Linked DNA regions of Mus musculus: region 1 is linked to region 2. The links are chromatin loops, found by intact Hi-C in ENCODE. Cell type or tissue: gastrocnemius. All regions are shown on one strand. Each heading gives the region's core, and the rest is flanking DNA. Links, peaks and the distances in the headings are about the cores only. Region 1 overlaps Cep112 (centrosomal protein 112). Region 2 has its middle 35 kb from the start of E030025P04Rik.

Region 1 (5,385 bases), core at 264-5,263, 730 kb before region 2:
TTTACTGGTGCCACCCCAGAAATCTGGACAAATTCCTTTGTCCTTAGTTGTTTTCTGGTTTGCCTTGGTTCAAATCCTACTTCTGATAACTTGGCAGCCAACTGTCCTCAGGTGAATTACTTAATTTCTCTAAACTCGAGTGCCATCATGTTGTAAGATGAGGTTGTATGGAACTCAGTGTCAGGATAAAGTGAAACAACATAGGAATTACTGAGTATCAGCTGTGGCTACTCCCGTTGGTGGCATGGTGGCCATTGTCCCAGTTCATTCAAGGACTCACTTGTCATAGTTTGACTGTCCTTCCTAAGGAGTCTCAAATCTACTAGTCATCAACTGTTTTCAGCTTCTAGAAGCCTGCTTGTATTCTCCACTAAAGTAAATTGACACTGGTGGGGGGGGGGTTCTGTTTGTAACTGCACACTATCAAAAGAGGTTGCTGTGGTTCTTATTTTGTTTGTTTTTGAAACAGGAGCTCATGTGTCAAGGATTGGCCTTGATCTTGCTAAGTAGCTGAGAATGAATTTGAGCTTCTGATCTTCTTGCTCCCACCTCCTGGGGATCAAACCCAAGGCCTCCTGCATGCTAGGCCAGCACTCCATCAACTGTTCTGCATCCCCGGCCTCCAAACTGGGGAAAGGTTTTAAGAGGTGATTTGTAGGCATGTTTATGCAAGGGAATTCGTTAGTCCCACTTTCTAGGATACAAGGAACACAGTGTGGTGCGCTGTGCTGTACCTGCATGTGCAGCTGTGGAGGAATGTGTAGACACCACTTCATGTCATTTCTGTGTTTTTTCATGTTCTTTCTCAAAGAGAAGATAAAGCTAACAGGTTGCATTCTTACAATTCTATGAAAGAGATTTTGAAGCTTTATAAAAAAAGAGTATTATTCAGTGAAATATGATGTTATCTGATAGTTTGTCTCCAAGGTACACTTGGAATCGGAGATAGAACAAGATGGAAAGAATACCTATTTAATACCATTTATTTTTTTATTGGAGAGTTTAATTAAACATTGGTCATTACTTTTGCTGGCTTTGTATGTGTGTGTGGATGTATGCACATGTTTATGTGCATGTGTGGGTTTGTGCATGTGGAGGCCAGAGGTGGATGCTGTCTTTCTCAGTCCCTTTCTACTTTATGTTTTGAGACAGGGTTTCTCACTAAAGTAGGGTCTCTTGCTGAGCCTGGAGCTCACTGCTTGGCTAGGCTGGCTGGCGAGTAAGATGCTGAGATCTGTCTGCTTCTGCTTCCAAAACCTTGGGATTTCAGTGTTGTTTCTCCAGGTTTTTAGTGTGGTGGTTGGGATGCACCATCAAACTATTGTATTTGTACAGTGTGAAATTTACCAACTAAACTATCCCCTCAGCCTTACTACTTCGCTTTTTAGAATAAAATACTTTATACCTGTGTGAAGGTAATTCACTTGATAAAAATATTATTACATTATTTAAAGTTTTCAATTAAAAGCTGTACAAGAAGAGTTAGAGGGTGCGCTGGATATATAGTTTTATATCAACTTGACACAAGCTAAAGTCTTCTGAAAGGAGAACATCTCAATTGAGAAAATGCTGCTATATTAGGACGTTTTCTTAATTAGTGATTGATGGGAGATGGCCCGGCCTATTGTGGGTGATGCCATTCCTGGCCTTGTGGTCCTGGATTCTATAAGGAAGCAGGCTTCGAAAGCCAGGGGAAGTAAGCCAGTGAGCAGCATCCATCCATAGCTTCTACATCAGCTCCTGCCTCCAGGTCCCTGACCTGTTTGAGTTTCTGTTATGACTGCCTTTGATGATGAACAGTGATTTGAAAGTGTGAGCTGAATAGAATAAACCCTTTGCTGAGCACATTTCTTTGGTTATGGTGTTTTGTTTCATCACAGTTGTAACCCTAAGGCAGAGACTGAAGGGGATTCAAGTTTATTAAAATCTGGCCTCTGAATGGATGGTCAATGGAGGAAGAACATCACTTCTGCCTATTGTAGATGACTTCAGTTTATTGGGGAAAATGTATTTCTTTAGATATCTTTATGTATCATTTTATAAGGAGTCTAGATTATTTAAAACTTGTAGCTTTGTTGAAACATGATATGCATACATTTCAACGTATCAAATTTAGGCTAATTTTATATCAATTGGAACTTATCTTTTAACTTTTATTGGGTCAGCTAAATTATATATGTATTCATGCTTATAAGAAAGGACTCGGAGAATAATTACCCTGCTTTAAAAGATTACAAGGGACTATAGTTTTTGTGTGTTTGCTTTCATGAGGGTTTTCCATAGCCTATTTGATGGTAGCTTTTAGTTTGGAATGAGGAATATAGTCATAGTTTGTCTTTATGGAAAATGTGCTTTGCTTTACAATGATCCTCTTCATATGTGGTTTTCAGGAATGTATTGTGGTAGAAAGCTGATATTCTCTGTGCCCTTTAAAAAGGTCTCCCAGTGTAGCTAGAATTTCCTTTGCACATGCAGGTTACCAGCACATCCAGCAGAGGGCGCTCGAGTACAATGAAAACATGCTTTGTTGCCTAATCTATTTGAACATTTTTGTTTTGTTTTGTTTATTTGAAGATTATTAATTTGGTTTTTTAGTCTTTGTTACCCCAAAATAGCAGTGGAATATTTTTCTTTGTCAAACTCCATTCTATGTGAGATGACATACTATAAATACTCTGTCGCCTGATTTGGGAGTAGGGACTTGGCAGGAAGCTAGTAAGTACCCTTTTTCTTAGAGAATCTATGACTGTTGGCATGAGTGTGACTAGGATTCACATAGTGGAGGCTCTTATGTATTATTGATAAAGGAATAGTCATCTAAGAGTGCCACCAGTGTTTGGGCAATGATACATTTGATTGTAGCTGTGGCCAATAGACGTTTTGTTTTGGTAAGAGTGGTAACGTTCTGTAGCTGTGTTTCCAATGCAGTGTGTGTTTCTCACCATGGCTGTTACTCACTTGAAATGAGGTTGAGGAGCTTGACTTTGCATTCTGTGCTTAATTTTGTCCAAAAGGCTGAGAACTATAAAATTTTGCATTCTGGTAGCTATAAATGGCTGTATGAGACCAGTGATCACTATGACGGACACTGCAGTTGTAGACCTGGGTCTTCTGCTGAGCCATCACAGAGCTTGAGCTGTGTGGAGAACTGCTGCCATCTTTTCTGTCCAGGTAGAGTGTGGGGGCATGAGTTCTAGGACTGGGTTCTGTGATAAGAGCTGGCTAGGTGAGGGGAGACCTTTTGTCTGCTTCTGTGCTGTTCTTGGATGTCCCCTATGTTGATGATCACCCAAGAGCAGTGCCGTGTTGCTCTTCACTGGTCATTCTCTGCCTTCTGAGAACCTGTCCCTAACAAAAAGACAGCCTTTCGTTAATTTATTTGAGAAAAAAACAACTGGTATTGAATAAATATGAATACTTTGATATTTGACTACACCTTTGATGGTATCTTGTTTAGCTCTTGCTATAAGCGTGCTATGATAACAAGTAGTGAAAACTGTCCCGTAATCATCAAATCACTTCTCATTAGTTCTCACTATGAATAAGCTAAATGTCATGCTGAGGATTTACCAGTGCAGGCAAGTGGCAGTAACTAGTCCCTGAGACAGAACAGCTGTGAAATGTGCTCATGCATTAGGTTCCCCAACTAAGTCAGATTTTGTCATATTTTTCTTTTGCTTCTTTTTTAATGAAAAAAGCTTTATAACATTGTTTTTTCTTATAAACAAGCTTCTTCCATTAAGATATTGTTTTTTAAAAATTTTTTCTATAACAATTGAAAAAGCAGCTATACTTACACATGTATTACAAGCTTTAATTTTAAGGCAACTGGGAATTGTAAGCCAGAGCAAAAATGAAACATGCTAATTTAAAGGTGTGTCAAAGGTACTTTGTATTTTAAGCTGTTTTAACATAGGGAACAAGAAATATATTTATGGAACCAGGTTATATTCTGACTTTGCTAAGCATCTTTTGACAGTTTTATATTTGTAAATACTGAGATTTTAGTTATCTTTAGCCTTCATTTCTTTCCTTCATTTCCTCCCCCTTTTGCTGAAATGTATTTTAACAACAGGCTCCTCCTATCTTGATGATTTTTCTCTTTGCTACTGTCATGGTTTGTATATGCTTGACCCAGGGAGTGGCATATTAGGAAGTGTGGTCCCGTTGGAGTAGGTATGTCACTGTGGGTATGGGCTATAAGACCCTCATCCTAGCTGCTTGGAAGCTAGTATTCTGGTAGCAGCCTCCAGATGAAGATGTAGAACTCTCAGCCTCTCAGCTCTGTCTGTACCATGCCTGCCTGGATGCTGCCATGCTCCTGCCTAGTGGACTGAACCTCTGGAGCTGTAAGCCAGCCCCAATTAAATATCCTTGTAAGAGTTGCCTTGGTTATGGTGTCTGTTCACAGCAGTAAAATTTTAAGACCAAAATTAGTACCAGGAGTGGGGTATTGCTATGATAGGCCTGATCATGCTTTTGCTTGGAAGAATGGGGATTCTGGGACTTTAGCTTTAGAAAACAGTGGAATCCTTTAAGTAGGGCTTAATGGTCTATCCTAAAAAGAATATGGGAGACTGTGTGATGAGAGTGATTCAAACTCTGCAGACCCGGCCTATGAGATTTCAGTGCAGAAGAATTTCAGTATGTGGCATAGAGACTGTTTTTGTTGTATTTTGGTGAAGAATGTATCTGATTTTTGCCCTTGTCTGCCTGAGTGTAAGTTTAAGAGATTTAGATTAATTTCTTTGAAAAAGAAAGTCTCAAGACAGCCTAGTACAAATTCTGTTGTGTGGTTCACTCTTACAAAGAGTGTTTTAATGCAAAGGAGCAAGCTGAGGAAGGAAAAATACAAAATATATGGTGCAAGTATTGAAGGGGCACCAGGAAGTAAAATGGAGCTGAATCCTGTGTTCTAGAAGATAACAGATTAAGGGGGTGGGCCTTTGGAGTAGGATCCCACAAAACTAAGATTAGATCTAGGTGTGGTGGTATACACCTTTGATCCCAGGAGACAAAGCCAACTAGATATCTGATTTTTAAGGACAGCCTGGGACAGAGCAAGTTCTAGTGAAGAAAAGCTTAAGTCCAGGCATGGTGGCACACACTTTTAATCTCAGAGCCATGCAGATCTCTGAGTTCAAGGTCAATCTACAGAGCAAGTTCCAGGGCAGCCAAGCTTAGGCAGTAAGGAAGTTGGAAAACAAAGCTGGTAATAGGATAAGGGGGAACATGTTCCAGCCCCAGCATGCAGCACAACTCAGCAGTTTTGGCCACATGTCTCTGGCTTTAGAGTCCATAACAGAAGGGACTACTGGGACAATTGATGCTGATTAGCTGGAGCTAAGAAATTAGTGGTGATTAAAAAGAGATCAGAATCACTGA
Region 2 (5,385 bases), core at 58-5,057:
CTTCTCAGAGCAAAGAGATGGCTCCTGAAGTAACGACACTTAACCACCAAGCCTGGCAACTGGAGTTTGGTCCCCAGGATCCACATGGTTCAGGACAAGGACAGGACCAGGACCTATAGGTTTTCCTCTGGCTTCCACTCAAGGTGTGCCATAGCACATGCCCCCCGCTACACACACACACACACATGCATGCACACACAGTGTAATTTTTAAAATGTTTGTGTTTTTACTATACTGGCCTTTGGGAGTGCCACCACACTTAGAGACTATTCAGAGCTTCTCTGATCGTTTCCACTGTAAAATAATAGTAATTAACAAATTAAAAAGAGCCCTCTGGTTGTTTTTCTATCTCAACATTTCCCAAATTTAGTTATCTATAAAATTCTATTTCTATGATCCATGGCCATTCCTTTGACAAATGTTTAGAGAAATGCAGTTTGGGGTTATATCCTGAGCATCAGACTAAAGAGCTATAATACTTTTTACATTTGTATTTCATTTATTATTGTTGTTGTTGATGACGATGATGATGGTGGTGGTGGTAGTGGTGTGTGTGTGTGTGTGTGTGTGTGTTCATGGCAGGCAGAGTGTTCTTGCCATGGTATAGATAGGACAACTCTATGAAGTTGATTCTCTCCTTCATCTTTTCGTGGATATTGGGGAATCTGACTCAAGTAACCAGCTACCTTCACACGATGAGCCATCCCACTGGCCTGAGTTATAACAATTTTCAGAAACATTTGACTTAAAGCCAAGAGACAAGCCCCACCCCAGACTTGCCATGAGCAATAACTCCGCCCAGGAGGGAGGTGGTATGTGTGTGCATATGTGTATTTATTCAGTTCCCTTCATGGTTTTGACCTGCCGTGACCCTCCCTGAAAGCGAAGGTGAATTAAAATGAAATCGTGTGGAATGATGAGATCTTAACAATCCTCTTCACTTCCTCTGCCTCGTGGTGATGTCATGCTCTACCCGGCACTCCCCAGGCTGATTCACTGATGACTTACAACTCCATGGCAGGCAGTAAGCTCTAAAGGGGTTAATGTCGCTTGCCCTACATGACCAGTGGCAGCATTAGGGTGTGGATGCTAAGGCCCCTGAGCTTCCCTAAGCCAGAAGCCCTCCGGTCCCCTGGTGGACCATGTTCCTGTCCACACATCTCAGGAAGGAAGAAATCCCAGCTTCCAGGATGTGGCCTCCCTTCTTCTAAAGTGTTCCCCACCCACACAGTGACTCTTCCTGTGATAAATGGTGGCTCCTCTTGATGCCCTGAAACAGGCCTGTTCTCAGTGACCACATCTCTACAGCCTTTCCAATTTGAAAGAATCTGGTTTCCGAGTCCCCTAGTTGCTTCTTTAGTGGGGCTTGGACAGGTGAGTGGTGAAGGCCATGCAGGTTTGTAGCCAATGTCTCCTGATAGCCTGGTCCCCTGTAGATAAATAAAAGTTCCTGAGTGTCCAGAAGGATGTAGGCCATAGCACAGTGCACACTGCTTAGCCGGTGTTGATTAACGCGTGTCCAACAAGGTGCCATACCAAATAGTTCTAATGTCTATCTTGTGGCAGGTCTCTCTCTCCTGGACTCTCATTTAAATGGTCCAACAACCCTGTAATGGCATTAGATCTTCAGTTCACAGGGTAGGAAGCAGAGACTGGGGCATTTGCCCAAAGCCCTACAGCTAGAATAAGAGTAGAGAATCAAACCCAGACTCTGCCTCCCTCCTGGGGATGTGAATTTCCTCCTAACCTGCCACCTTTGACCATGCTCCCTACAGAACTGGCCCTCTCTTGGGGCTTCTTTGGCCTGCTGGCTCCTTCCCTCTGTGCACACCTGTCCGTCGCTCTGTCCCTACACTTTGTCTTGTGTTTCTAATCTTCACTATTCCCCCTGAACCCTAACGTGTCTCTCCTCCCTTCTCCCAAGAAGGCAGCCCCAGGAACCCTCAGAACACTCCCAGGCAGCCTGTTACAGGAAGAGTTAGCTTTCCAGACCTGCTTTCTGGTTCATGTCACCTAACTGTGTAGCAGAGCCACCTACTGGCTATCCTAAGCAGAGGGCCCAGAAGCCCTGGGAACCCGCCCAGGTTCTTCAACCTGGTGCACACAGCAGTTTTTATAAAACTCCCTCTTCATTCTTCTCTATTCTCAGCCTGAACTAAGAAGACCAGAGAGGACCTTTATCCTTTGTCTTTGTCATCCTGCCCTAAAGACAAAAATCAAAGGGAAGGGACAGCTTTGATGAGAAAGCATCAGCCACTATGTGAGGTTGATCATAGCGTGGCCAAAACGTCCAGAAGGCTCTGGGCAGAAGCATTCACAGGCAGATGGACAATGGGTGACTTTCTGGAACGCAGACGGAGGAACAAGATGGCTCAGGGCAGGCTGACCTGCTGTAGGCTGTGCTCTGAATGGGTAAAACAATCCCTGGGGCATTCTCTCTGTCTCTCTGTCTCTCTGTCTCTCTGTCTCTCTGTCTCTCTGTCTCTCTCTCTCTCTCTCTCTCTCTCTCTCTCTCTCTCTCTCTTCTGGTGAGCTGATGTCATTCAAATAAAATACAGTTCCAACGTTGAGCTATGGGGAGGAGAGAGACAGAGAGATAGCCACATGCTAGAAACTCACCTCACCAACCTACAAGACAGTCAAGGAGATAGTGTCCCAGAAAGAGGGTTTCTTGGGCTTCCTTGGGGCATCATGAGATAGCCATGGATGCTTCTTTGATGGAGGTTTAATGGGATGGGATCAGAGCACTGAGCCTGGGGTACCCCAGAAGGAAGAGCAGGGCTGAACAACTGATGGAGCAGCTCTAGGGCAGTTACGCAGGAGGACTGTGTAACCAGCTGTCGCAGGAACTCAGGCGAACCAACCTCAGTTCCCACTATCCACGTAAGGTTGGTTCCCAGCAACCACGTTGGGCAGCTGTGCACATATGCCTGCATACACCCCAACACACTAAAGAATAGAAAGGAATAGATGAAACGGATGTCATAGAATACTTGAATTACCCAAGAAGATGCAAAGTACTGTTCTTTTAACATGGAATCAATGCTTTAAAATTGTCAATGAGGTGTGTTACATTTACCATCAGACTGGCTGACCAAACTCTGGGGTCTATTTGGTTGTCAGAGCACACATCTCAGGTTGGACCATATCTGACCTGCATGTGGCTGCTGGCCACATGGTAGAGGATGCTGACCTCCACACACATTGCCTTTCCTACCTGAACAACTTCAGTCCCTGGGGACAATCGGGACAGTTTGGATGCTCACACTTTAAAATGAAAGGTGCCACTGGCCTCCTGTGGGTAGAGAAGAAAGACACGTAAGACAGACACCCCCACAAGGAGGATTGATAAGTTTTCCACATCACCAGGGAACTCAACACTTCCCGTAATGCTAGAGGATGGTCAGAGCCGAGTGGACCGGGCGATGCCTCTGCCGACACACCCTCAAGAACCCGCCTCAGACAGGGCAGGCTTCCAGGCGCCACTGTCAGGACTTCCTGGTGCTTTGTGATATGGCACAGGGATACACCCAGAGCCACTCAGATAAGCCAGATTGTGTCCGCAATGATTACAGTCCTGCAATTATCCACACGCCGCCCCACCCAACCTTGACCTGGCTATTGCCATACATTGTGGCTCCTGTGCAGAGCAACTATTTGATGGAGGAGAATGAGAACAGGACAGCCTGCAGTTGTGAAGTGTGCAACCTATGTAACTGAGTATGACAGTTATACTCCCAGAGAGAAGGGACTATGCTTTCTTGTCATGTCATCGTTCTTGGTCATGGCTGCACTCAGAAGCCACAGAGCTGAGCACTCGTCGACCAGACATGTACTGGAAAAGACGCTTTAGCTTTCAATTTGGGAACCATGACCAAGAAAGTGAAATTGAAGATGTCTAGTTGCCTACCCAAGGCTTTTATTATGTTAAGATGAGTGGCCAGGTGGCTCAGCAGGGAAGGACACTTGTCATGGAAGCCTACCATCTTGAGTTTGGTCCCTGAATTTTACATGGTAGAAGGAGACAACTGACCATCTAATGTTCCCTAAAGGTGTCCTCTGACCCCAGCATACATGTATGATACTAGAGCACCTGCATTTACATACACACACAAACACACACACAGGCTTGCACACACACACACACACACACACACACACACACACACACACGCACGCACTCATGAATACACAGGTATGCACACACAGCAGGTCCCTTGGTCCTTCATAGTGATAACTGTTTCCTCCTCTGCCCCATCCATTCCTTCCTACAAATATTTATCATAGTGTGAAACTGTTAGCTCATAAAGCAATCAGGTAAGCAAAGGCAGAAGGTCATGCCTGTTGTACGGCTAGCACTGCAGGAAACCAAGATAAACAACCCATTTCCAGTAGAGCCAGCTCAGCTGATATTAGCAGGTGACCCGATTTCAAACAACCATTATAAAAAAGGGCATTCCCAAGGCCAAGTGATGCGCTTTCAAGCTCAGTCTGGAGCCAGACTTCCAGACGAGACACTTTTTGCCGAGCACTGTAGCACACGCCTGTCATCTGAGCCCCACCAAAGACAGGCTGAAGCAGAAATCCCCATGTAAGGCCAGCCTGGGCCCTCATAGTGAGACCTCTCAATAAAAATAAAACAACAAAAAGAAGCCACCTCTCCTCGGCTTCTCTGTCACAAGTTACCGAGGAACCTTGGGACTCAATTTCCCTGTTGGCAAAATGGGAACAGCAAGGCTTAACCCAAATGGTTGTAGGAGAAATTTTAGCAAGGCTGATGTGTATAGAGCTCAGGGACCCATGCTTATTGCAGACTAAGCAGTCAGTAAAGGTTCCTTGTGATGTGTTTAGAGATGTGTGTGAGTTCCGCTTCAGTGCAGAGCCTTTAAAAGGTTTAGGTTCGCAGTGACTCCCCTCCCCCTTCCAAGCATCTGGGCTCCTGCTCTCATTTGGCCCCTGTTGGAGATGAGGCCCTCTGGGAGCAGAGACTGCAGAGATGAGAAAGCGCTGACTCTTCATCTGTGAAATGCAGGCTCAGGGCAGGGCAAGGAAGAGAACGGAAGTGAGAGGAAGCCAGAAATGGGTGTTATGCCTTTACAATAAGGTTCCCCGGTAGTGTGCCCACTGATAATTCAGAATCGATCCAGACTGGCTCCCAGGAGGACATGCATGCCAGAGCAGTACCCCTAATAGAAAAGAAGAAATAGCTCTCTCATGGTCTCACTAGTAAATTATCCTTATGGGTGCCTATCAAAATCTGGTATAGGGACGCAGTGGGTAAGAGTGCTTGGTGCTTAAGCTTGAGGACCTGAGTTCGAATCCCTAGCTCCCACGCAAGAAGCCAAATATTACCATGTGTGTGCATGCTGCGTGCATGTGTGTGTG

What was found. Hi-C counts contacts between places; a loop is a spot of excess contacts. Peaks named below come from ENCODE experiments on the same cell type or tissue, not always from the same donor. Only the 100,000 strongest peaks of a DNase experiment are listed, where the experiment ranks them.
Region 1: a loop joins it to region 2, with 4 times the contacts of the local background. A loop is called at or near these places in 34 of 42 quality-filtered maps.

The regions. Positions count from the first base shown.
Region 1 is chr11:108,447,490-108,452,874 of GRCm38, forward strand. All of the region lies in intron 4 of Cep112 (centrosomal protein 112), which reads left to right. Among named protein-coding and RNA genes, the nearest start is that of Cep112, 25 kb to the left of the region's middle. In gastrocnemius, for the core only: no CTCF peak of the experiment used is centred there; a DNase peak (open chromatin) is centred at 2,498.
Region 2 is chr11:109,176,991-109,182,375 of GRCm38, forward strand. No RefSeq gene overlaps it. Among named protein-coding and RNA genes, the nearest start is that of E030025P04Rik, 35 kb to the left of the region's middle. In gastrocnemius, for the core only: a CTCF peak has its summit at 2,046 (motif pointing left); DNase peaks (open chromatin) are centred at 2,044 and 2,303.